Regions from separate parts of the Mus musculus genome. Here regions 2 and 3 are each linked to region 1. Evidence: chromatin loops called from intact Hi-C (ENCODE). Cell type or tissue: gastrocnemius. All regions are shown on one strand. Region 1 has its middle 98 kb from the start of Neo1. Region 2 overlaps Gm33053 (a long non-coding RNA gene). Region 3 overlaps Gm33053 (a long non-coding RNA gene).

Region 1 (8,000 bases):
TAGTGTGTAGTGTGTGTGTGTGTGTGTGTGTGTGTGTGTGTGTGTGTCTGTGTATGTAGAAGCTGGGGACTACCTTGAGGATCTCCCTTGATTGTTCTCCATTTTAATTGTTTGTTTTTCAAGACAGGGTCTCTCTATGAAGCCCTGGCTGTCTGGGAACGTACTATATAGACCTGGCTGTCTGGAACTCAAAGAGATCTACATGCCTCTGCCTCTCAGGTCCTGGGGTTAACCATGTGTACCACAACACCCAGCTCCATTTTAATTTTTGAGTCAGGGTCTCTCACTGAACCCAGAGCTTATTGGTGAGGCTTGCCAGCCAACGAGCTGTAGGGACCCACCTGTCTCCATCCTCCAACCCTACCCAGTGCTGGAGTTACAGATGTTCAACTCCATGATCAGCTTTTACGCTGGTGCTGGGATCCAAACTCATGCTTTGTCGACTGAGCCATCTGACTGTGCCATGTTTGGGTGCACCCTCTCCATCCCTGAGAGATGGGTTCTATTTCCTCATGGATATCCAACTCCCTTATTTAAAATGTAGTGTTTAAATATAGCCTGTCTTCACCCTCCCATGTTCATGCAGTGTCTCCTCATCCCATAATACCCAATACAGTGTTCTATAATTCATTGCTCTGGTGTAATCCTTAGGGAATAGTGATAAGAAAGAAGTTGGTGCAGGCTCAGTGCAGTCAGTTTTTAAAACATAATTTTAGCTGTGGTTGGTTAATTCTGTTGATGAGAACAACATAATCCTGAAGGGCCAGCTATAAATGCTAAGTAAGAGTGAACACCACAAATGGGTAGCCAGAAAGATCGTAAGAGGCAGAGGTGGTGGACCTCCTGGCAAAACATTATTTGCTGAACATGACAGGTCCCCTATATGCATGACCTCACAACAGCTTCGACCACAAGAAAAAGACCTGCGTGAGATCAGACCAACCCACTTCCCAGCATGGAAGAGGGAGAGGCTCAGGAAGTCCTGCCCCTAGTTGAGAAGTTATGGGTAATTGAGAGCTGCTGGGTATGTCAGAGGATGTGGCAGTGAGAGGACACAGGTGACCAAGAAGGTGGTCCTATACCCATGAACATAGAGGCAGCATTAAATAGACTCTGTGGATTAATGGTGGAGAAGAAGGAGGAGGAGGAGGAGGAGGAGGAGGAGGAGGAGGAGGAAGAGGAGGAGGAGGAGGAAGAGGAGGAGGAGAGGGAGTGGCAGAGGTAAAGAAGGAATGGAGGGAAGAGATAGATGGGTGAATTTGATTAAGACACATTACATATGTGTATGAAATCTTCAATAAAGACTTGTTACTATAACATGGATTTTCCCAGTCTGTTCCTCCAAACTGTCTAAACTCTATCAAACACTTCAGGAGGCTAAGACTCATGTGTCCATTATTTCTCTACCATGTGCCCAGCATGTAGCAGACACAAGGAAAATCTACACTTTGCCACTGTTTCCTGTGGTCAGTGACTTCTTGGTTTTAGTTTTATGTCATTGATTTCCATTTTGCTGCTATTCAAGTACTTTATAATAAATTACAAAAATCATGACCCTTTTTCTTATACATTTCAGTACATATCTAAAAATAACTCACTTGCTTCAGAACCACAATATGATTAGCATACCAAACAAAATTAATAATTCCCCAGTATCATATATAACTACTTATTCAGGGTTCTTCAATTATTCCTCAAACATCCTATTACAGATTATCTCTTCCTAGCAGAGTCAGAATCGGAGTGGAGGATGGGCTGCTTTAAGTCCCATGTGGAAACAGCACTTTGCTGTTGCATGTACCACTGGCTTATTAAAGATGCTGAAGAATAGATTAGTTAATTAGGTGACACCTAGCATTCTTCTGTCCCCCCTGTCTCTCTTACGAGAGGAAAGCTAGTTTTAAGTTGTGGTATTATTCAGGTTAAATCTTTTCACATAGAAGATATGGTAGATGACGCTGTAGCCAGAACACTGAATCACTCTGAGAATTCGTGTCAGGTTGGTCTAACCCAGTGATGCTAAGATTGATCATCAGCTTGAAGTGGAGGTGGCTTGATCCCTCATTGCAAAGTGAGTGAGTCCTCTACTCTTTTATCATTAGCAAATAGGCTGTAAGGTGAAAATTGATACCTGGTAAATTCATAGCTCACCATCAACATTTTAACATCTACAGATGAGCTTCACCTGAATCAATTATCCCACAAGGGGTTGCAAAATGCTAATTTTCCAATCGCACACCCCTTCTTTATTTATTGGCTTATATGCTTGTGTAACAAAGGGCTTTCTCTCATCAACTGGGATATATAGCTCCTCGTGGAAGACAGGATACGTGTGCAGCATTCTTCCCTTTAATAAGCGATGCTCAAAATAAGTTATTGGTAAATGGCAGCTTGTTTTAAATGTTAGAATTAAAGCAATGCTGTGCAGGGAGTTCCCCTGTCCCCTAGCTGAACAATTATTTTAGCATAAGCCTGGGAAGGGGTGGGTGCACTAGACTGGGACCACTGTGCAGAATTCTCAGTGCAAATCTCACATCTGAATCCTCAGATTTTTAAGGATAAGGTTGACTGATCCTCAGTCTAAAAGTTGTTATTGCATCTCAGCAGATCCTGGTTATATGGTTTATGGGCCCAGTGATAATCTCTCTCTCTCTCTCTCTCTCTCTCTCTCTCTCTCTCTCTCTCTCTCTATCTCTGTGTGTGTGTGTGTGTGAGGAGTGCATGTCATCAGTAGTTGCACCTGTTGTTTGAAACACAAACTTTCATTGGCTTGGGACTTCACCATAGGCTGGCTAGCTGGCCCTTAAGCTCTAGGTGATCTCCCTGACTCCACCCCCTACCTTGCCAACATCGGCATTACCAGTGCATGCCATCACACCTGGCTCTTTACATTGGTTCTGAGGACCCACACTCAGGCTGTCACACCTTTGAGACAAACACTTGACCATCTCCACCACCATACAAGTTCTTAGGACACACTTCCCAATGCTTCCCTGGGGAGAGCGCTCACTCCTAGGGTTCGTGGAATAACTCTTACAACTTACTTTTTTTTCTCTTTTTTTTTTTCAAATTAAAAAAAAAATTTTTTTTGAGCATTTCAGTGAGAACTCTTGATTCCAAATTCTCAAATCAGTGTAAATAGCTCCCTCCCTCCCACTGACTACACCTTTCACATGTGTCTGGGCCAGCCACTAGCATAAAACCCTGGTTCTCTCTCCAGCCAAACAGCACACACTTCTTTAATGTGGTCTCGTAAATCCAGCCCAGCTTATTGCCTCTTCATTCCCAGTCTCAGCTTCTCTCCCTCCCTCACTGAGCCCAGCATGGCTGCAGGGTGCTCTCTTCCTGAAATCAGAGGCAGACTGTCCTACCCTCTCCCTGACCCCTTTGCCGCCAGGCTGCAACATAAGCTCCCATCTAATTGCTGCTCTGCCTCTCTCAGCAGAACGTGACCTCGTTCTGGGTCCCTCTCTTAAAGCAACTGTCTGTGTTTTTCATTATGTTTGCCAAGACATATTAGTTTGAACTTTTCCCGGACCTAACTGGGTTGGCTCCTTTTCCTTTAAACCTCTGAGGCAGCAGGTTCAAGAATGCAGCCTTTGGTGGGAGGAGGGGTTTGGCCTAGAAGCCTTAGGAGGGAGCTTGCAGCCAGGACACTTGTGATAGTCATATAGTCCTACGAGGACTGCATGTGGACTGTCCCTTTAAGAAATGGGCAGACTCTGGATCCAACTTCAGACCTCAGTTAGAAGTTGAAGCCACAAAGAGAACACACACAGCCTGCCCAGAAAGCTGCCCAGCCTTGCCATGGACGGTCTCCTACCAGTCTGTTACCCGAAAATCCTCAAGCCCATCCCACGAAAACACAAATGTGAACACTGTCTAAACATCGAAGCCTTCGAGCCAGCCTCCACCCTGCAAAGGAAGTTAAGAGCCAAGTTCCCGGGCGCCCTCAGCTTCTGTGCTTTGGCCAATCACCCAGCAAGAAGCAGCACCTCCCGCCTACACTCGATGCATGCTAGTGAGAATTCCTTATGATTTCTATGAGGATGTCATCTGCAGCTTAAGTGAATAATTCCCTTTGGAAATAAAAGTGTTCATGAGCCCTGGAAGAAGAGAGGAGACACGCAGGGATGGGAATGCTCATCAGAACGAAGGGAGTTTTCCAGCTTTTAGCTTCGCTAGGAAATAAGTAAGATAAAAGTCATCTATAAAAAGTGCTGGAAGGGCTTCATGCAGCCTGGGGCTTTTGCCAAGGGACAGATTTCCTCCACCAACTCCATTCCTTCCAGGCCCCTTTCTTGTGTGTTCGCCTTTGCTTTCTTCTCTCCTTTGTCTTTTAAGCAGCCCCTACTCGATCTGGGCGGCAATCTTTAGGGCCAGCAAAGCTTGTATTGGGCAAACCTTAGAAACAGGTGGAGCTGGCTCTTGGCAGAGGGGGATACCACACCATTTTGGAATGGCAGCAAGGAGACCCCGTGTCAGCCAGGTAGGCCCAAGATCAGGTTACCTATAGAGCCCCCTGCTTCCCCTCCCAGGCTGTTACTTGCCCATCACCTCCTCGCCTCCTTCTGGTCCTTCCTCTCCTGTAAGCCTGCCCTTTTGGTGGCCAGATAGAGAACCATAGGCACCTGCCAGGCACGAGGCTGTCTTTCTGAAGCCCCTCCCTACTCTTGTTTCTGACAGGGCTCATCTGTGTGGCTTAGCATATCGCAGGATGATCTTCTCCTGACTTCACCTTCCACATGCGTGACCCTAGTGTCTTTGTAAATAAAACAGCAGAGGTCAACTTGCCATGGAGAGAAAAATGCATAAATCAATATGCAAATAAGTCCACACCAGACTCTGCACATCAGTGATGGAGCATCTTGGAAGATGGGTGGTGCAGCTTTTATGCTGAACTCTGTCTCAAGTGCCATGGTTCCGGTTGTGGGCTTTGGGAGAAAGTGAGCCAGATGGAAAAATCAAATCTCTCTTGGATTGGCTTTACTTAAACAAATCCCAGGGGCCAGCCTAACCGCTGATTCAGTCTCAAATTTTGATTTTTCCATCTTTCAACTCCCTGAATCTCAAAGAGATTTTATTGTGGGCCCATGAGATGCCCTCAGCTCTATTGAGAATCTTTTTGGCCTTTTGACCAACCATTCTGAGAAAACAGAGATGGGAGTTTCTGTCATTGGCCGCAGAAGACTCAGATGCTCCCAACCTGGAAGAGAAAAGCTGTGGGGCAACTTGTAGAGGGGAAGGTAGCGATTTCTTGTGTTGAATCAAAAGAAGAGGCTCTTACTGTTCACACAGACTCAGCCATCATGCTACTGGGATGAGATCTCAGAAAAGGTAGAAGAAATTTCCAATTCTGTGTATCCTTACGTACCTGGGCAGAACAGAAAGCCACAGACTCCAGAGTCTGGCTTCATAATCTTCTTACCAACTCACAGCCTTACACCCAACCAGCTGCCAGTCTCCTCTGTTTGACTGCATTACCAACTGATTCCCCTCCAACCCCCAACTCCCGCTCCCTTCCATCTCTTTTCTTTCCTGATTCCTTCATCTCCTCCTCCTCCTCCTCCTTCTTCTCTCTCTCTCTCTCTCTCTCTCTCTCTTTCTTCTCTTTTTAATTTAATTTTTAAAAATTATTCACTTTACATTCCACTCACTGCCCCCTCCCAGTCACCCCCTCCCACAATCCTTCCCCCATCCCCGGTCCACTTCTCCTCTGAGGGGCTTGGCGCTCCCTCTCCCACTGAGGCCACACAAGGCAGCCCAGCTAGAACATATTCCACATGCAAGCAACAGCTTTTGGGATAGCCCCTGTTGTGGGGAAGGACAGGAGAGATGGCCAGATGGCCATAAAAGTGAATGGAAATTTGCAACTTATGGGGGTCAGACGGTGGGAGGGGGGTGAAACAGAGACCTGGGATAAGGAGTGCGCCCAAGAATTAATGGGGTGACCTTAGCTATGACTCACTACCTTGAGGATGTGGAACCTGAAGAGGCCACCTCCTGTAGCCAAGTAGGAACTCCAGTGGAGAGATAGAAACACCAACCAACCTACAAAACTTTCAACCCAAAATTTATCCTGTTTACAAGAAATGTAGACAAGGGGCATGGAGCAAAGACTGAGGGACTGGCCAACTAATACCTGGCCCAACTTGAGTTCCTCCTCCAATTCTGAAGAGTAATACTTAGACTATGCTTTAGTCAGTAAATCACAAAACACTCACCTTGCAAGACTGGGGACCTGAGTTTGCTCTCCCAAACCCGTTTTTTTGTTGTTGTTGTTTTTTTGTTGTTTTTTTTTCTGTTTTGCTGTTTTGTTTTTGTTTTTTTTTTTTTAAAAAAAACTCAGCATGGTGGCACACATTTGTAATCCCAGGTATGGGGAGTTCAGCTAGACTAGCTTACTGGACAAGTCCTAGGTTATGGGAGAAACTCTGCTTCAAAAAGGGGGGGGGGATGGGTCCAGTTCATGAAGAATGGTACCCTAGTTGTCTACTGATATCCACATACGCGTGTGCATACATATCTCTCATACTAACATCCACACACATGCAATACATGCACAAAAAGAGAGAAGAGAAAAATGATGCTGTATTAGTTACCTCTCTGGTGCTGTGATAAAACACCATGACCAAGGCAACTTAGAGAGGAAGAGTTTATTTCAGCTTACAGTTGCAAGGGTAAGAGCCCCCCCTCCCCCAAAATGTCGAGGAGCACAGCAGCAAGTGGTGTCAGTGGCAGGAGCTAAGAGCTCCCATCTTGAATGGAAAGCAGAAAGAGAGTAAACTAGAAGTAGGCAAGGCTCTTCACTCCCAAAACTCGCCCCAGCAGCATGTCTCCTCTGGCCAGGCTGCATCTTCTGAACTTCTGAACCACCACCTGGGGACCAAGCACTCTAACGTCTGAGCCTATGGGAGTCACCCTCACTTAAACTGCCACAGTTGCCCATGTTCCATCACCTACCCATCATCCAACATGGCCAAACAATGATCAGCTGGTCCTGTTTCAGTTATATACCCATCCCATTTACCATCATGCCTCAAGGCTCGGGACTTAGATAATGTCAAACAAACCTCAACTACCATTTAGTCTGTGATTAATTTATGCCTGCCTCCAAAAGCAGATTCCATTTTGGACATAATGATTCCATTATGATACTGAAAAATAATTCTTAACATTTCCAAATAGGTCATCAGTGTCAACATCTCCTTAACACCTCAGTTTATATTTGCTCAAGTCAGAATCTGGGTAGGAGCTATGCACTGTGTGTGTGGTTTTGCATATTCTTCATGTGGATTATTTATTGATTGAATCCATTGGATTACTGAAACTAAGAATTTCACTGACTGCATTGCTGTGGTAGTGTTTAACTAAGTTCTTTGTCCCCTGTGCTTTCTTTATTCTGGTGGATTAAGGGATTTGGAGGCAGGTAGTGAAGTGTATCAGAGAATGTAAGGTCCGTCCCCATTTCTTTTTCTGATGGCAGCAGCCACTGAGCATCACTGCCTGAACGGACCATTTCCACTACTTCATTGATACTGACAGTCTATTCATCTTCATTTTGGAGCTTCTAGAAGGAGTGATTTCTTTCCCTAGGCCACTCATTCTTTGGAGATCTCGGGCCACACGGCCAGAATATAACAATGAGTTGTAGCCAGTGTCTTTCACACCTCAATGTAAAAGGAACTTCCTTTTCTCCTTAGCCATCTGTCTTCTTTATTCCCCAAATACCTTTCAGAAGCCACTCACTGGCCAATATATTGTCTTTGCTTAAGTGTTTATAGAGCCCATACTTAGCAGGAGAAAGATACAGATTAGTTTGAGCAATTCAGAAAAGTTTCTTCATTCAGAAATAGACCTTCTCGCCATATACGGTGTTTGTACTGTAAATGCACAGTTCCAGAGCCTTCCTGATGGTTAACAAGCTCCATTCTTATTGTGAAGGGCCCTCGTCTCCGCCCTGAAGATGAAGAAGGCATATAATCTTTCATAGAGAAGCC
Region 2 (8,000 bases), 85 kb before region 1:
CACACCCTCAAGGGGCCCCTTGTATCTCTCTGTTGGTACTACTTCACACGACCATTTGGGCAGACGTGCCCCGTAAACCCTGTCAGATAAGAGCACCGCCTCACTTGCAAGCCACCCCTGCCCAGTTCTCTGAACAAACTCATCCTCACAGACATCACATCCTGCCCAGCTCTCTGAGGCTAGAGTTCTAAACTGTCCAGGTATCTTATCAGAGGGAGGGGCTCAACATTATATTAGAGCAGTAATAATGGGGATGGGAATGCAGGAATTGTTCCTCAAGTACCCCCAGGTCTTCAGCTCCAGTCACTCAGCCTCTCTCCTCTGTGGGCTACAGGTCTGGTCTGGCCAACACAGCAGAATGCAGGAGGAGCAAACTCTTCCAAGCTAGCACTGGCTGGCCAGTAGGAGTCAGCTGCCCCTGGCCAGTAGGGAATGCCCTTTCCCCATTTGCTTAGTTCCGGCTTACCAAGGCTTTGGAGAGAAGCCTCACGTGGCTGACACATGGAACCTTTCTCTGGAACTCATTTCTAAAGCACAGCCAAGGCTTAACTGCCAAGGGGAGACGTTTTTGCTTATGGCTAGAAACTTCTAAGCTATGCTGGTTTCCTGGCGGTGCCAGTGTCCTTTCCCTTTCCTTTGCTATGACAAAATTCCTGGCTCACGGTTTGAGGGTGCAGTCCACCATACCCGGGAAGGGATAGTGATGGGAGCAGGACTCAGTGGAGAGAATTGAGTGTGAGGCGGGGAAACAGACAAAAATGCTGGTGCTCCACTCGGTGATGCATTTTTATTCAGCCTGGGATGCCAGCCCATGTTCAGAGTGGGTCCTCCCTCCTTAGCTAATCTAATCTAGAAAATACCTTGCCGACATGCTCAGAGGTTTGTCTCCATGGTGATTTTACATCCTGTCAAGTTGATGATAAAAACCATCCCATGGCGGGACAGCAGGTGCTGCCTGAGAGCCAAAACTGCTTTCTGGTCTTTCAGTAACCCCACCCAGGGGTACCTGCCTTGCTGCGTGTGTGATGAAACTGTTCAGTCTAGAGCTGGAGTCTCTGATGGATGGCCCAAGAATATCTGTGTCTGCAGATCTGCCTTTTGTCTTCCCAGATTCGCATCTGCCCTGTTTTCAGTGGGCACAATATGGGGAAACTGGACCTCTTCCACCAGGACCCAAGAGCCTTCCTTGGGAATAAACGGAACAACACGGGGCAATTGAAGAACTTAGTTGTCTGCCAGTGTGTTGTGTCCAGCCTTTTGACACTACATCATTACAGTGATGGACTGCATTTCTAACTGTCCTGGGACAATACAGCCCATAGGCAGCAGGCTGGACACTTCTGGATACATTATCTCTCAAACTATGCTTCCCATAGGCAAGTCCTTGGCACCAGGCTTAGCTGTTGACCATTGCTTGTGAACTCTGTGGGGTCTGCTGCTTCAGGCCACAGAACAGGAGTCGCAGGCTCACAGTCAAAAGGCTCACACTCAAAGGCTCATGCTGACGTCAGTGTACTTACAGGCACTGGCTGGCCAGAGAGCCAGGTGGAGCTAGAGTCTTATTTGAATAGCGAGGTTGAGAGAGTTTTAGAATGATCAGTGGTGAATCCTTACACGGGCTCCAGTCTGTGTGTCCCTAGATACCTGTGCCCTGCGTATTATAACCCATGTCTGTGTATGCTTATCTGTGATGGGGACAAAAGTGGGCCCTGTGAGTTGGGGCGATTGCTCAGTGTGTAAGTAAAAAAGGATTCTTAGTCACTGAGCAAGCATGAAGACTTGAGTTCCAATCCCCCAAACCCATGTAAAAAGCTGGGTGTGGCCATGCACACATCTTTAAGCCCATTACTGTCAGGGAGGATCCCTAAGGCTTGCTAATTGTCAGCCTAACTCCAGATCCAGTGAGAGACCTTGTCTTAATAGAAGAAGGTGGAGGGATAGAGAGTAATGGAATTCTCTCTGGCCTCCACCTGTGCATGTGCGTATGTACACACGTGAATGTACCTCATATGTGTACACACACAAACACACACACACGCACACACACACGCACACACACATGGACACACACACACACACACACACACACACACACAGAGAGAGAGAGAGAGAGAGAGAGAGAGAGAGAGAGAACAGATAAAAAAGTGGGCACTAGTATCTTTCATGGCTAAAGGAACCAAAAATCTTCCCATTATCTATCTATCTATCTATCTATCTATCTATCTATCTATCTATCTATCTATCTATCTATCTATCTATCCACCCACCCCTTTACTGTCTTCCTACCTAGTCTTACCACCTGTCTACCATCAATAACAAAACAGTTATGAACATCAAGAAATTCACAGTCTAGAGAACCAACAATCACAATCAATAGCCATCATAAGACTATCATTTGGTTATGCTGGGACACTTCTTTTAAATGCCCCAGGAATTCTGAAGAGAGAATTAGAACCATTGGTGAAAGTCCCATTAAAGACTGAGTCAGGCTGGGGCTTCCTGGGTAAAGCATTTTCTTGTGATGACCAGAGTTTGGATCCCTTGTACCCATGTCAATGTCATCTAGAGGGCATGATGGACTGGCTGTAATTTCAGGGCTCAGAAGGTAGAGACAGGGGATCCCCTGAGAAAGCTGGATAGTTAAACTAGTCCTATCAGCACGTGCACACATGCATTGAAAAAGGAGCTTCTTGAGAATGTAAGACTTGTCTGAGTCTTTAAAAACATTTTCATAAAACATTTTATGTGTGTGGGTGTTTTGCCTGCCTGTATGTATGTGAACTGCATATGTGCTGGGTTGTGTGTGGGGGCCAGAAGGAGGGTATCTCACCCCCTAGAGTTGCAGTTACCAATGGTTGTGATCAGCTATGTGGATTCTGGGAACCTAACCTGAATCTCTGGAAGAGCAGTAAGTTCTCTTAACTGCTGAGCCATCTCTCCAGCTTCATGTGATTCTTTTCATTCGCAGCTAGATGGTTCTTGGATGCAGATCTGTGGTAGGAAGATCCATTTTTCGTTGCCTCTCCATAGATATCCAATCCTAACCTCTGGAATGTGAGACTGTGTTAGAGTCAGTGGTAATGAGGAATGAGTTTTACAGGCAGAATTAAAGTTGCTAAGCAGCTAACTTTAAAACAGAGAAATTATCATGGATTTCCCAGGTGCATTCTAAGTAACCACAAGGGATTTTGGAAAAGAAAGGGATGGATAGATGAGAAAGAGCTTCCAACTGGATTGGAAAGGAAGGGATGAAGGCTACACTAGAAGCTTAGAAAGGCCAGGAAGTGGTCTTGTTCTTAAGAGTTTCTGGAAAAGAAGGCAGCCCTGCCAACCTGGATGTTTAGAATTCCAGACTTCTGACCTTAGAATTGTAAGACAATGCACATGTGGGTTTAAGCCTGGGTGAGTGGTGATTCCTATGGTACTGACTGGAAACCTGTTGGGAAAGGTTCCAGAGAGGATAGCCTGAAGGAGTTGGTGAAGTGCAGGCCAGAGCTGCCATTGGCAGCAGAAGAGGAGGTGGTGCAGTGGTCACAAAGGCCTGAATATAATTCTACTCTGTGGAAGTGATGGCACCCTCCCAACCCTACCCCTCTTCTGGGAGTGAAATGTCTCAAGAGGAGTCATAGGGTTCTGGCTAGAAATGGCTGGGCCCTGTCTGGTGGCCATGGAGTGATATGTAACATTCTGCTCTCAGTGTGGGGACAGCTGCTACAGAGAGAGCAGGATTGTACCAGCCACACTGACCTGATGAAACCCTTAACCCCTATAAGGTGTCATGTTCTCCTGGTGACGTGCCCTGGTGGCTTCCCTGTGTCCTGGTTCTTCCAGGCATTTCTGGCCTAGTGATATACCCCAGAGCACCTGTCATGACTAGACCACGTAGTCCTCCCTTCCCCTTACGATATGGAGAAGCAACTGAACCTGCATATATCCCAAGCATGCTCGCATGAGTCACTTTTCCCGACAATGTCTGTCTACACATTCTCAGATGTCTCTTAGGGTTCTGGCTTGAAGCCCCTTGGACTCCATGAGAGCAAGACTTCCGGAGCCTAAGCTTGGTGATGGCTTTTCCTGCCTGACCTTAAGAGTGTTGGTAGCAGAAATGGAAAGGGGAAGGACCTGCGGAGGCGAGAGTGTGTGTTGGGGGAATGGGGAGTGTCAGGGGAGTGTTCGGGGAATCTTTACAACTGGCCTTGCATCAGCACCTCCCCAAAGCTGCAGGAAAGCCAGGGCTCCATGTGATTAGACTGTGCAAGGATCACAACTCCATTCTACCATTTACTAGCTCACGACCTTGAGAAAGTGGTTTAGCTTCTCTGAGTTTTGTTTTCCTTAATGGGAAATGATAGAATACTAAGAAGAGGTAACCATGAGTTTTAAGGATAGCCATTATTATTTGTTATTACGAATGATGTCCTTCATGTTGGAGGGTCCTAACTCTCTAACTAGTCTCCAGTTACATTCCCCAAACATTTTTGCCTTTCCACGTCTACCTCTTGTCTGTCTGTTTCTGTTTTATTGAAATATAACTGTCAGACAGTACATTGCGTATTAAAGTTTGGTGTATCTTGGCATATGCACACACTCAGGAAATTGTCACTACCATCAAAATAACAGAAAGACCCATCATACCCCAGCTTTCCTTTGTGACTCCCCTTCCCTCCTCCCCCTGCCTGACGCCTCTGTTCCTAGTGATTTCTTTTTCTCATTACAAATTCGTTTATATTTATAGAGTTTTATTAAGTTCAGCCATACAACATGCATGTGGGGAAATCTGGCTTCTTTTAGTTAGCCCAGTGATTTTGAGATTTACCCATGTTGATGTGTCTGTCTATCAGTGGCCCTTTTTTCCTTACTGTTTGGAATTAATTCTGTTGCAAAGATGTATCACAGTTTGCTTACCCCTTCAACTGCCTGGGCTGTTTCTGGTTTGAGATAGTTTGAATCCAGCTGCAAATAAATACCCCCTTTATCACTGTGAACATAAACTTTCACTTCTTTTGAACAAAGATTCGGGAGCAGAAGGTAGGTGTAAGTTTAATGCCTGAAGAAACTGCCCGGTTGCTTTGTCAATATCCAGGCCCCACCAGCCCTGCTAACACTTGTTATGACTTGCCTGTTATTTTATACTTCAGTGGGATGCAATGGTCTGATTTTGTATTTCCTTGATAGTTAATGACCCTGAACATGTTTTCTTGTGTCATCTAAATATACTCTTTAATGAATCATCTTTAAAATCTTGTGCCTACTTTAAAAATTGAGGTAGACGTGGTGCTACATGGCACATCCCTTGGGAGACTGAGGCAGGACGTTGAGGAGTTCTAGATCAGTTTGAGGTACACATTAAGACTGTTTCAGGAACTACAACAAAACCACCAAAGCAAGCTGTATGCTTTCTGAGGTTAATAAGCCCTCAGAGGTTGTTGTATATTGAAGATATAAGTTCTGATTAGGTATCTTGCCTTGAAAATGTTGTCTGTGTGTCTATGGCATGTCTTTTTGGTCTTGTTACAATTCTACCAAAGAACAGAAGTTCCTAATTTTGGTGATGTCCAATTTATCAAGCGTTATCATTTTGCTGATTTCAATATTTGTGTTGATGTAAGGAATCAACTTGGCCTTAATGAGCGTACAAAGATTTTTTTAAAAAAAGATTTATTTATTTTATATGTGTGAATACACTGTTGCTGTAGCTGTCTTCCGACACACTAGAAGAGGGCATCAGATCCCATTACAGATGTTTGTGAGCCACCATGTGGTTGCTGGGAATTGAACTCAGGACCTCTGGAAGAATAGTCAGTGGTCTTAAACTCTAAGCCATCTCTCCAGCCCCATAGATTTTTTTTTCCTGGATTTTATTCTGGAAGTTCTATAGCTTTATACTCAAGCCAGCTTTGTGGCCTGTTTGAGTTAAGTGCTTTCTTGTAGGTAACTCAGGGTAAGTACCGAAGTGGTTTTGTTGTTGTTTTGAGTACTTGAGCAACAGATAATTACAAGGCTACCATTTCTACACAAGGTTATCTTTGTATCTTTAGGTATTGCTGTTTTGAGACAGGATCTCATTCTATAGTCCAGGATGGCCTTGAACTCGGAGTGATCCTCCTTCTTTAGGCTCCACAGTGCTGGGACTATAGGCATGAGTCATGCTACCCTAGGTATCTTTCCTATTACTCTACTGACATTATCACTCTATTGACCTTGTTTCCTTCTGTTTGTATATTGTTATGCCATTAGCACATTTAACATTTTTTTTGTTGCTTTTGCATATGTTGTGTGTGAGTGAAGGTATATGGATGTATGTGTGCAAGTGTGTATATGAGCATGCATGTGTGTGTGCGTGTGTGTGTAGGTCTGAGGATGATGTCAGGTGTCTTCCTAGATTGCTCTCTTCTTTATGTATTGAGGCAGTGTGAGGCATGGTCTCTCTCTTGTGAAACCTGAACATTTTGAGGAGAAAGATCAAATCCACGATGGTCTGTCCAGGATGATGGGCATTGGCCAGGTATACTAGGAATTCCTAGAGAATGGTGTGCTGAATTAGTTTAGTCAGGTAACTCACAAGGCAAAACCTACAAGGTTATGTACTTACCACCTTAGTTCAACTTGGGGCAAGAATACATCCTGGCATATTTCCTGCCTATATCTCCCAACTGTGTGTGATCAAGCATATCCTCTGTGGTTGGGACAACCAACCTTGTTTACTGAAGTGAGAACACATGGCTTGTTAGCTTACATGAATAACAGACCCCAGCATTCCAGGAAGTTATCTATCTTTGGGCAGATGGGGCTAACAGGTTAACTTTAGCCATCGCATCAGAGCTCATTGTTTTAGTGAGCTAACCAGCTTACTGTAGGAGTTCCCTATCTCCTCCCCTGTTCGACTCCTTCTCACTGCCATGCCAACTTAGCTTTTACAAGGCACAGAGGATCCGAAACCTGGTCCTCACATTTGTGTTGGTAGCGTGATGAAACCCTATCAGCTACCTTCCCAGCTCCTCTGTAGTTCTAGAAGACTCAAGTAGATAGGTGTATCCTCCAATTCTCTTCTTCCTCTTAAAAGTTGTTTTAGTTATTCTATTTCCTTTATTTTAGGTGCATAGAATTTTTTTGTAAATACACCAACTCTATGAAAAGTCCTTTTAGATTTGTGCTTCGCCCATTGGGGAGAAAGGCTATCCTTACAATGTTAAATTACTAAGACCACGAGCATAGTATGAACATCTACTTAGGCAATGTTTAATTGCTCTTATCAACATTTTATAATTTCCAATGTACAGTCCTTAAACATTTAAAATTTTTTATGTGATTCTAGATGTGGTAACTCATGCCTTTAATCCCAGCACTCAGATGGCAAAAATGTTTTATGTGTATGGGTATTTTGGCTGCATATGTGCATGTATACTATGTGTGTGCCTGGTACCCGAGGAGGCAAGAAGAGGGTGGTGGATCTCCTGGGACTAGAGTTACAGATGGCTGTGAGCTGCCACGTGAGTACTGGGAGTCAAACCTGTGTTCTTTGAAAGAGCAGCCAATGCTCTTAACTGTTGGGCCATCTCTCCCGCCCCTGCACATTAAAAACAAAACAAAACAGACTCCCCAAACCCAAAAGATCATTCACCAGCTGTCTTTGGGTCTGGTGATGCTATTGGGAAGGGTATTTGGGTTTTTAAGCTTCAGATTCTTTATTGCTAATGTTCCTCACAACAATGGTTGAATTTTGTCACTAAATTAATTTGCTTTTTGTAGTAGCTTTTGTAGATTACGTATGACTTTCTAAAAGCACAGTAAGTCCACAGCAAAGAAAGACAGTTTTATTTTTTTCCTTGCAATCTGCGAGTCATTTATTTCTTTTAAATATCTTTTTATATCTTTAGTGCAAAGAGAGAAGCACGGAGCGAAAGGACAACCTAGGGTTTTTTCCTTCTGGTTTTTAAAGTAATCTATTCTATTTTTCACCAGTAAGTATGATGTTATCTGTTGGTTTTGCTGATACCATT
Region 3 (8,000 bases), 55 kb before region 1:
GTGTATATGTGTGTGTGTGTGTGTGTGTGTGTGTGTGTGCGCGCGCGCGCGCGCGCGTGTGCGCGTGCGTGCATACGTTTTTTACTCACTCAGGTAAACAACAGTGATTACTAGGATTAGGTTTAGTCTTGGAAACATGGCCAAACTGACTTCCTTGATATGTGGATGAGGTCTTGGCTTGTTCTTCTTGTAATATGCAGGAGTGTAGTCTGTAAGACATTTCTAAAAAAGGGGTGTATAAAGAAGAGGTATGGGTAGCATGCATGTCTAAGAGCATGTATCTTTTTATGGAATTTAGTACATAGAAATTGCAGTAGCCACATAGAATGATGGTGTGTGTGTTTATGTGTGTGTACATATGTAGCTGCTCTTTGCTGCTATGTGGGTTCTTCTTTCTCCCCACCCTTTATATCCCTCTGGCTTTCCCCCCTATATCTAGATAGAAGAGAAATAAGGATGGAGGGGAGATACACAAACACACACACACATCCCTTTTTTTTCTTTTTGTTTCTTCTTTGAGCATAACTACTAACAAGCCACAACCAACCTCCTGAATGATCACCAACCATGCCTATCAGGGCTCTAGGATTTATATACCCTCTGAAATTTCCCAGAATTTCAAATGTCACACAATCACAGGAACTACCTGCAGCTCGCATAAACCATTCCTCTGCTAGAGCACGAGGCAAATCATAGTCAGCTGCTGCAGACAGTCCAAAGCAGCCTCACATCACCACACCTGGGATTAAAACTAAAGCACATTCTTATAGTATTTCTATATTTTGTTATAAAAACCAAAATTCTAGACTTGTCACTATATACATGTATGTACAGTGTGTGTGTGTGTGTGTGTGTGTGTATCTGCAGAGTCCAGAGGCCAAACTCAGGTATTGTTCCTCAGGAGCTGTCCACCTTTTTCTTGAAAAAGAGTCTCTCATTGGCCTGAAACTCACCTCGTGGGTTGGTCTTGCTGTCCAACCAGCCTCAGGCATCTGCCTGTCTTTGATTTCAAGCACTTTGCTGACAGTGGTGATTTGAATGAGAATGGCCCCCATAGACTTATATATTTAGATGTTTGGTCCCTAGTTGATGGAACTGTTCTGAGAAGGATTAAGAGGTGTGGCCCTATTAGAAGAGTTGCATCACTGCAGGTGATGTACCCATGCCAAGCCCAGCCCCCACCTCTCTTTCTGCCTTTAACTTGTGGATCAGATGTAAGCTCCCAGCTACCTATCCAGTGCCATGCTTGCCTGCTTGCTACCATGTCCCCCACCATGATGGCCATAAGCAAGCCCCCTAATTAAATGCTTTCTTTTATAAGTTGCTTTGGCTATGGTGTCTCTTCACAGCAATAGCACAGTAACCAAAACAGCTCCAAATGAAATGATCTTCAGTCACCAATCTCCTTTCTCCTCAGATGTAGTGTTATTGAGTCACAAATGAGCCATGCCTACTTTTCCTCTTTGTAGATTGCCTGAGCTCGTATGCCTCTATGCTTCAAGGCTGACTCTTCACCAGTCAGGACTCAGGAGCTGAGGATGTGCGGGGATACGGATGCCTTTGGATCCTGTTGCCTTTGGAGCATAATAAAACTTCTCAGGATGCATACTCCAGACTTGTCAACCACTGGCGGAATTTTCTTGCATGCATCTTCTGTAATCCTTGTCCAAACATTCTGGTTTTCCTAGACGACTTAAAAGCAATCCCTAGTTTTCTGTTTCCATCCTCTGACAGTCTTCATCACCCTCTTACCTGCCTTGTTTTCTGAAAAGTTTCTCACTATTTTGGATTCTGAAGGTTAGTTTTCTTTACTGTTGCCAATGTGAATTTTAACACAGATCTTTGCTTATTTTTTGTTTTGTTTTGTTTCTTAAGGTGCATTTTGCTTATAGCTCTCTGCTCAGTTTTAAAGCTCATGTTTCCCTTACGTTTCCCAGCTAAGGCTGTAATGTGATATTCTAATGTTTTTCAGGTTCCTCCAGTAAATAGTAGTTTACTTTATAATTCCTCAATCTTAATAGGTCCTACTCTGCAGTCTGTTTGGTTTCAGGTGGACCATAGAAGAACATGCATAGTTTACCCAGGTCCAGCTGAGTCCCATAAGCTGTAATTCCTGGATCTTCTATTATGGAGGTCATGAAGTTGCCAGTTTCCAGCCTGCATTGCTGTCAGAATTGCTCCCATCTCTAGCTGTTCCTACGGGAGCCAAATGCTACAGGGCGGAAGTTACATTGTTCGTATTGCCCCTCCTTTCTGTTCCAGACAGGATACATGAGATGGGGTAGGGGTGAGCATCTCAGCTAGCTCAGTCAGGGAGAAGGTGTCCTCAGCCTGAATGTCCCTCCTCCAAGTCCATCAGGATGACGCCGGGCTAGCCTGCTCCACAGGGAGTCCCAGGTCTACCTGCTTTTCCATGCACGTGGTAAAAGGCATCTGATTCTGCCTTTGGTGTCTGGGAGGTAAAGAAAAATGGTCAAAGCTAGGAATGGCCATGTTCGCCTCTTACTGCTCCTATGACTTGAAAAACAGTCAGCCCTATCTCATTAATCAGATTGTATGAGCTCCGGGACTTAGGAAAAACTCCTCCCAAAGTTCCACAGTACTAAGACAAGGGAACAGGAGACCTGCTGCAACCATGACTGCACACCATTAATTCTTATGGACGATTGTGTTGGTAAGAACCAGGACAGTTCATTCAACAAATATTTTCTTTGTTTTTCAATTTTTCTTTTGGGGTGTGTGTGTGTGTGTGTGTGTGTGTGTGTGTGTGTTTGTGTGTGTGCAAGTGTGTGTGTGAAGCCTGAAATTGATGACAGATGTCTTTCTGGGTTGCCCTTTGTGGTGGTTTGAAAAGATTTGGCCCCCATAGACTCATGTGTTTGAATGTTTGGCCCATGAGGAGGAACACTATTAGAAGGTGTGGCTTTGTTGGATGAAGTGTGTCACTGTGGGGTGGACTTTGAGGTCTCTATGCTCAATCTCTGCCCACTGAATAATTCTAGACACTCCTACTGGCTGCCTGTGGAAGATAGTATTTTCCTGGCTGCCTTTGGACCAAGATGTACAACTCTTGGCTCCTCCAGCACCATGTCTGCCTGCACACTGCCTTGCTTCCTGCCAGGATGATAATGGACTGAACCTCTGCAGTTGTAAGCCAGCCCCAATTAAATGTTTTCTTTATAAGAGTTGCCTTAGTCATAGTGTCTCTTTGCAGCAATGGAAATTATGACACCCTTCACCCATCTCTTTGGATGCTGAGAAATGCCTTACCAAATACTATTTAGGATGGTACAGCCTTAAAGAAATTGTTGTGGCTTCTCTGAGTACCCAGAGGCCTTTGACAATGAGGAGAGGCTGCTGGGAGGGAGAAGATGGCTACCACTGAGACCAAGCAGCCACGAGGTTGTAGCTTCCCAGAATCAGGCAGAACTGCACAAACTCCAATGAATTAAGAGTGTAAATTGAGCAGATCGACTTGGCTTGTGCACTACAATAAAGATCTGCAAACACTCGGCTCCGTATTGAACCTGAGGCAGGGTGATTAATTCATTATTCACTTCCTCGGCTGGAAGTGAAAGTGTGTACACCCAGGGGCCAGCACCGATGAGCGTGGTCATAAATCACGCTATTTAGAAGTCTAGCGATGAGAAAATCAGCTGGCTGCAGGGGGGTGTTCTGTAGGCAGCAGCAGAGGCTACAGAGCCAAGACAGGCCAGTTCACTCTCTGGAAACATCCCAACTGGCCAAGCATTTGGCTTCCCAGCCAAGGCAGCCAGCCTCTCTGCTACCCGCCTTGGCGCTTCCTGGCCTTACCACAAGCAAACAAACTCTATTACACCCAGCAGAAGTGTGCTTGTGACCTGAGATGGCCTCTCTCAGTGGACAGAATCCCAGGAATAGTATTATAACCCCCAAAGGGCTGCTGTGGTCTACTGGAGAAAACTAGTCCTTACCCCTCTCCTGGAGTTGTTCTAGGTTTCAGGTCTTTTTGGCCAGGCTCAGGTGGCTCGGCATCCTTCAGTTAGGGTCCCTGGTTGTCACCAGGTGCCAATCCTGAGACACTGTCTTTACCCTATAAGCTCTGCTGCCTTCATACAAGAGTTTGTGGAAGATGTGAATTTTATTTACAATGTAACAATAACAAAGGGTCTCTTTGCACATACTGTCCAATTTAATCTTCACGACAGTGAGAGGAATTTTTATCTACAGTTATGGCAGAGGAAACCTGCTCCATAGAATGGCCTGCTAGAATGGAGCCTTCAGTTGGTCTGTCTGCAAAGCCTGCATTTCTAATGGTTGTGACAGACCATCTCCCTTATCCAGAACATTGTGGTATTTGCTCAAATGCTACAGACATATTTCAGGGCCTGCCAGACTTAGACTATCTTCCCTGGAGCCAGGGTGAGCCCCAAGAGACTGGCCAGAGCTTTGCTTGCTACCAAATTTAGCATGAAAAAATAAAAAAAATGAAGTAAAATAAATGACTAAAAGCATTAGCCACACTGTTTCGCTTTCTCCTCCGGAGCGGAATAGCTCTCCTTAAAAAGGACAAAGCACCCAGACTCCTCTCATCCCTCTTCCCATGACAGCCGCTATGGGCTGCTTGCAATCTGTCTGTAACTTTCTTTGCCTGACTTGGTGCCCAAAGAAATGCGGCTCTCTTAAAAGCAAGGAGCAAAGGAGCAAATAGAATTCCTTAACAAAAGGTCTCTAACCAAGGGACTAGTGAGTGATACTCATTCTCCTCTGTTACAGAAAAGAGCCTCGTGATTCAGCCTACCTGTCTCAAGAGCAGACATCATCTTCTAAGACCACCCCTTCTGCTAAGCAGGGAAAGGATGCTTGTGACCAGAGCTGGAGGTCTCAGCTTCAGGTGGGGCTTCTTCTGTATGCTTCCCTTAGTCGCAGTGAGTTTGTGTTGATCAGGACCCAAGTGAACTTCCCCAGGACAGCCAGTCTGGTTGTCCTCACATGTGGGTTGCATTGGCTAAGAAGGAGGACTGGGAAATGGGCTGTTGCTTACACAAAGTCTCATCCTGAAGAGAGGAGGGTGACCTGAATGGATCACCAGGTAGACTTCACATTAAGCAGGCAACAGATGAAGGTCACTAGAGAGATGGACGGGGGATTTCAGCAGCCATGTTTTCTGTCCACTTGCAGAATCTGTTTACTCAGAGTGCCCACAGCAGGGTGGGGTTGCTCCAAGTGAGCAGGGACATGGGCACAGGCTCCTGGGTGGTGCCTGCCAGTCTCCATGATTGGCAGAGGATGTAAGTGGAGGCTCTGAAGACAGAAAAACCTGGAGAAGATTGCATTTGGCTTAACATAAACATCCAGATATAAATATATATCCAGATATAAACATCCACAATGGTGAGAATTCAGGACATGGTGTCCGGGAGCAGCGAGTTGTAGCTTCCTGACTGTGTGTGAATCTGCCAACAGAACTTACCGAACTTTCTGAACAGGTACAACCCAAACACCTAAACCAAGGAGCCATAAAACTGCATTGTGCCAAAGAAATATGTGGAACTGAATTGCAAACCAGAGTGGAAATATGCTCATTTGGAGTGTGTGTGAGTGTGTGTGTGTGTGTATTTGTGTGTGAGTGTGTCTTTGTGTGTATGTGTGTATGTGTGTGTGTGAGTGTGTATGTGTCTGAGTGTCTATGTGTATGTGAGTGTGTGTGAGTGTGTGTGTGTGTATTTGTGTGTGAGTGTGTCTTTGTGTGTATGTGTGTATGTTTGTGTGTGAGTGTGTATGTGTCTGAGTGTCTGTGTGTATGTGAGTGTGTGTGTTTGTGTGTGTAAGTATGTGTGTGGTTTTGAGTGGATGCATGATGAAATAAAGTCTTTTAAATGACGAGCTGGAGCAGGAGATTGCTTGGCCAGGCAAATGTTTGTCTTGCAAGTATGGGAATGTGAATTTGATCTCTGGAATTCATGTTTAAAAAAAAAAACCCAGACTTGGGGCTTCACACTTTGAAATTCTGGTGTTTGGGAGACAGAGGCAGGAAGAGCCCTGGGGCTTGTTGGTCAGAAAGCCTAGCCTCATGAACTCCAAGCTACTGGGAGATCTTGTCTCAAAAAGAAAAAGAAAAAAAAAGTAGATAGCACCTGAGATCATCTTCTGGGCTACACACATGTATGGACATGTGTGTGTGCACTTATACATGTGCATAATAATCACTTCCAGTCATTTACATTAGTAAAGATGAACAGGTCTTCAGAGGAGCAGCTGTGTGCGTGCTCCGGTGTGTGTGTGCATGCTCTGGTGTGTGTGTGCTCCGGTGTGTGTGTGTGTATGCTCTGTGTGTGTGCTCTGGTGTGTGTGTGTTCCAGTGTGTGTATGCTCGTCTGTACACTGGCCACATCCTGGATCATGAAGCAGAATATGCCCAACTTCAGCCAGTTCCCTATGGGTTCTTCACCCCCCTGGGTGAGAACTGTACTAATTTGTTCACTGAGCTTTAATTTGCCACTGCCTTTGAACTCCCCATAACTGGAACCAGATGTATGCGTTCCCTGGCTTTTTTTAACTTGGTGTAATGGGAGATTAGCTCACGCTGCTGGTGGTATCAGCGGTGAGTTCCATTCTACTATCCAGTGGACAGCTCATAGTGTGAAGATGGACCAGTGTGTTGGTCCACTCACTTGCTGACAGACATTTGCTTCCTTTCTAATGTTTGGTTGTTAAGAATAAAACTGGATGTCTCCTCTTTGTTTGTTCTTGTTACAGAAACCTTTGTATAAAAACACACTTGTTTCTCCTTGTCCGATAGGATTTTATTAGAAACTGCCAGGCAATATGCAATAAACTTAAAAATAACGTATAGACATGCAAATTAAAGGGAAACAGCAGCAAAGCTACATAATAATTCATATATTGTAAGATTTTCTTATTTTTATTTAGGCATATGAGTGATTGTATATATGTATGTATGTGTACCACATATGTGCCTGGTGCCCACAGGGACCAAAGAATTGGAGTTACAGATGATTTGAGACACACACACACACACACACACACACACACACACACACACACTCATGTGCATTATGTATATATGTATATATATGCACATAATTTTTATTGTTTGCACATGTGTGATTTATATGTGGGTGTGTGCACAGAAGTGCAGATTGTCTGTGGAGGTCAGAGTTGCCAGGTCAGAGTGGCAGTCACTGGTGGTTGTGAGTTGCCCTACATGAGTGTGAGCTGCCTTACATGGGTGTGAGCTGCCCTACATGGGTGTGAGCTGCCCTACATGGGTGTGAGCTGCCCTACATGGGTGTGAGCTTCCCTATATGGGTGTGAGCTGTCCTACATGGGTGTGAGCTGCCCTACATGGGTGTGAGCTGCCCTACATGGGTGTGAGCTGCCCTACATGGGTGTAAGCTGCCCTACATGGGTGTGAGCTGCCCTACATGGGTGTGAGCTGCCCTGCATGGGTGTGAGCTGCCCTACATGGGTGTGAGCTGCCCTGCATGGGTGTTGGGAATCAATCTTGACTCCTTTGCAAGAGAAACATATGCTTTTAACCACTGGATCATGTCCCAGTGCCTCACCATCCTCCATATATTTTTTAAAAATAAGTCAATTAGGAAGAATCAAACATCCAAATATACTTATGAAGATAAGATAATTTTATTCTATATAAAATTTAACAACATGTTTTTAGAATGTATGTTTTCAGTATCTGGGAACTTTAAGCAAATTCATATTAGGTACATAGGTTAGACAGAGGCTCTGTGTAGTATTGTTAGGCATACACAAGCCCACCTAGTACTAATACAATTCGGCTTTTAAACAATGCAGACTTAATGCTCCTCCATAGGAGATTCCTACCAGCAGGAAGGACATGTGTGCTTATGCATAGAGATAGATGGAATTTGGATGCAGGGACAAGTGGCCACTTGGTACAGAGCTCTAGGGAGATGGATAATGGGCCAGGAACTAGCATGGTGCCCAAGGCATTAAATCCTGCTGGAATTGCAGCA

What was found. Peaks named below come from ENCODE experiments on the same cell type or tissue, not always from the same donor. Only the 100,000 strongest peaks of a DNase experiment are listed, where the experiment ranks them.
Region 2: it touches region 1 in a loop (12-fold over the local background); 2 of 42 quality-filtered maps call a loop at or near these places.
Region 3: a loop joins it to region 1, with 5 times the contacts of the local background. A loop is called at or near these places in 4 of 42 quality-filtered maps.

Annotation. Positions count from the first base shown.
Region 1 is chr9:59,130,231-59,138,230 of GRCm38, reverse strand. No RefSeq gene overlaps it. Among named protein-coding and RNA genes, the nearest start is that of Neo1, 98 kb to the right of the region's middle. In gastrocnemius, no CTCF peak of the experiment used is centred here; DNase peaks (open chromatin) are centred at 3,859 and 4,341; H3K4me3 peaks cover 1,942 bases; H3K27ac peaks cover 2,392 bases.
Region 2 is chr9:59,215,239-59,223,238 of GRCm38, reverse strand. All of the region lies in intron 3 of Gm33053 (a long non-coding RNA gene), which reads left to right. Among named protein-coding and RNA genes, the nearest start is that of Gm33053, 16 kb to the left of the region's middle. In gastrocnemius, no CTCF peak of the experiment used is centred here; a DNase peak (open chromatin) is centred at 462; H3K27ac peaks cover 2,072 bases.
Region 3 is chr9:59,185,015-59,193,014 of GRCm38, reverse strand. It overlaps Gm33053 (a long non-coding RNA gene), which reads left to right. Exons shown (of 4, transcript XR_379496.3): 4 at 1,470-1,814. Among named protein-coding and RNA genes, the nearest start is that of Gm33053, 46 kb to the left of the region's middle. In gastrocnemius, no CTCF peak of the experiment used is centred here; DNase peaks (open chromatin) are centred at 3,095 and 3,734; H3K4me3 peaks cover 1,057 bases; H3K27ac peaks cover 2,153 bases.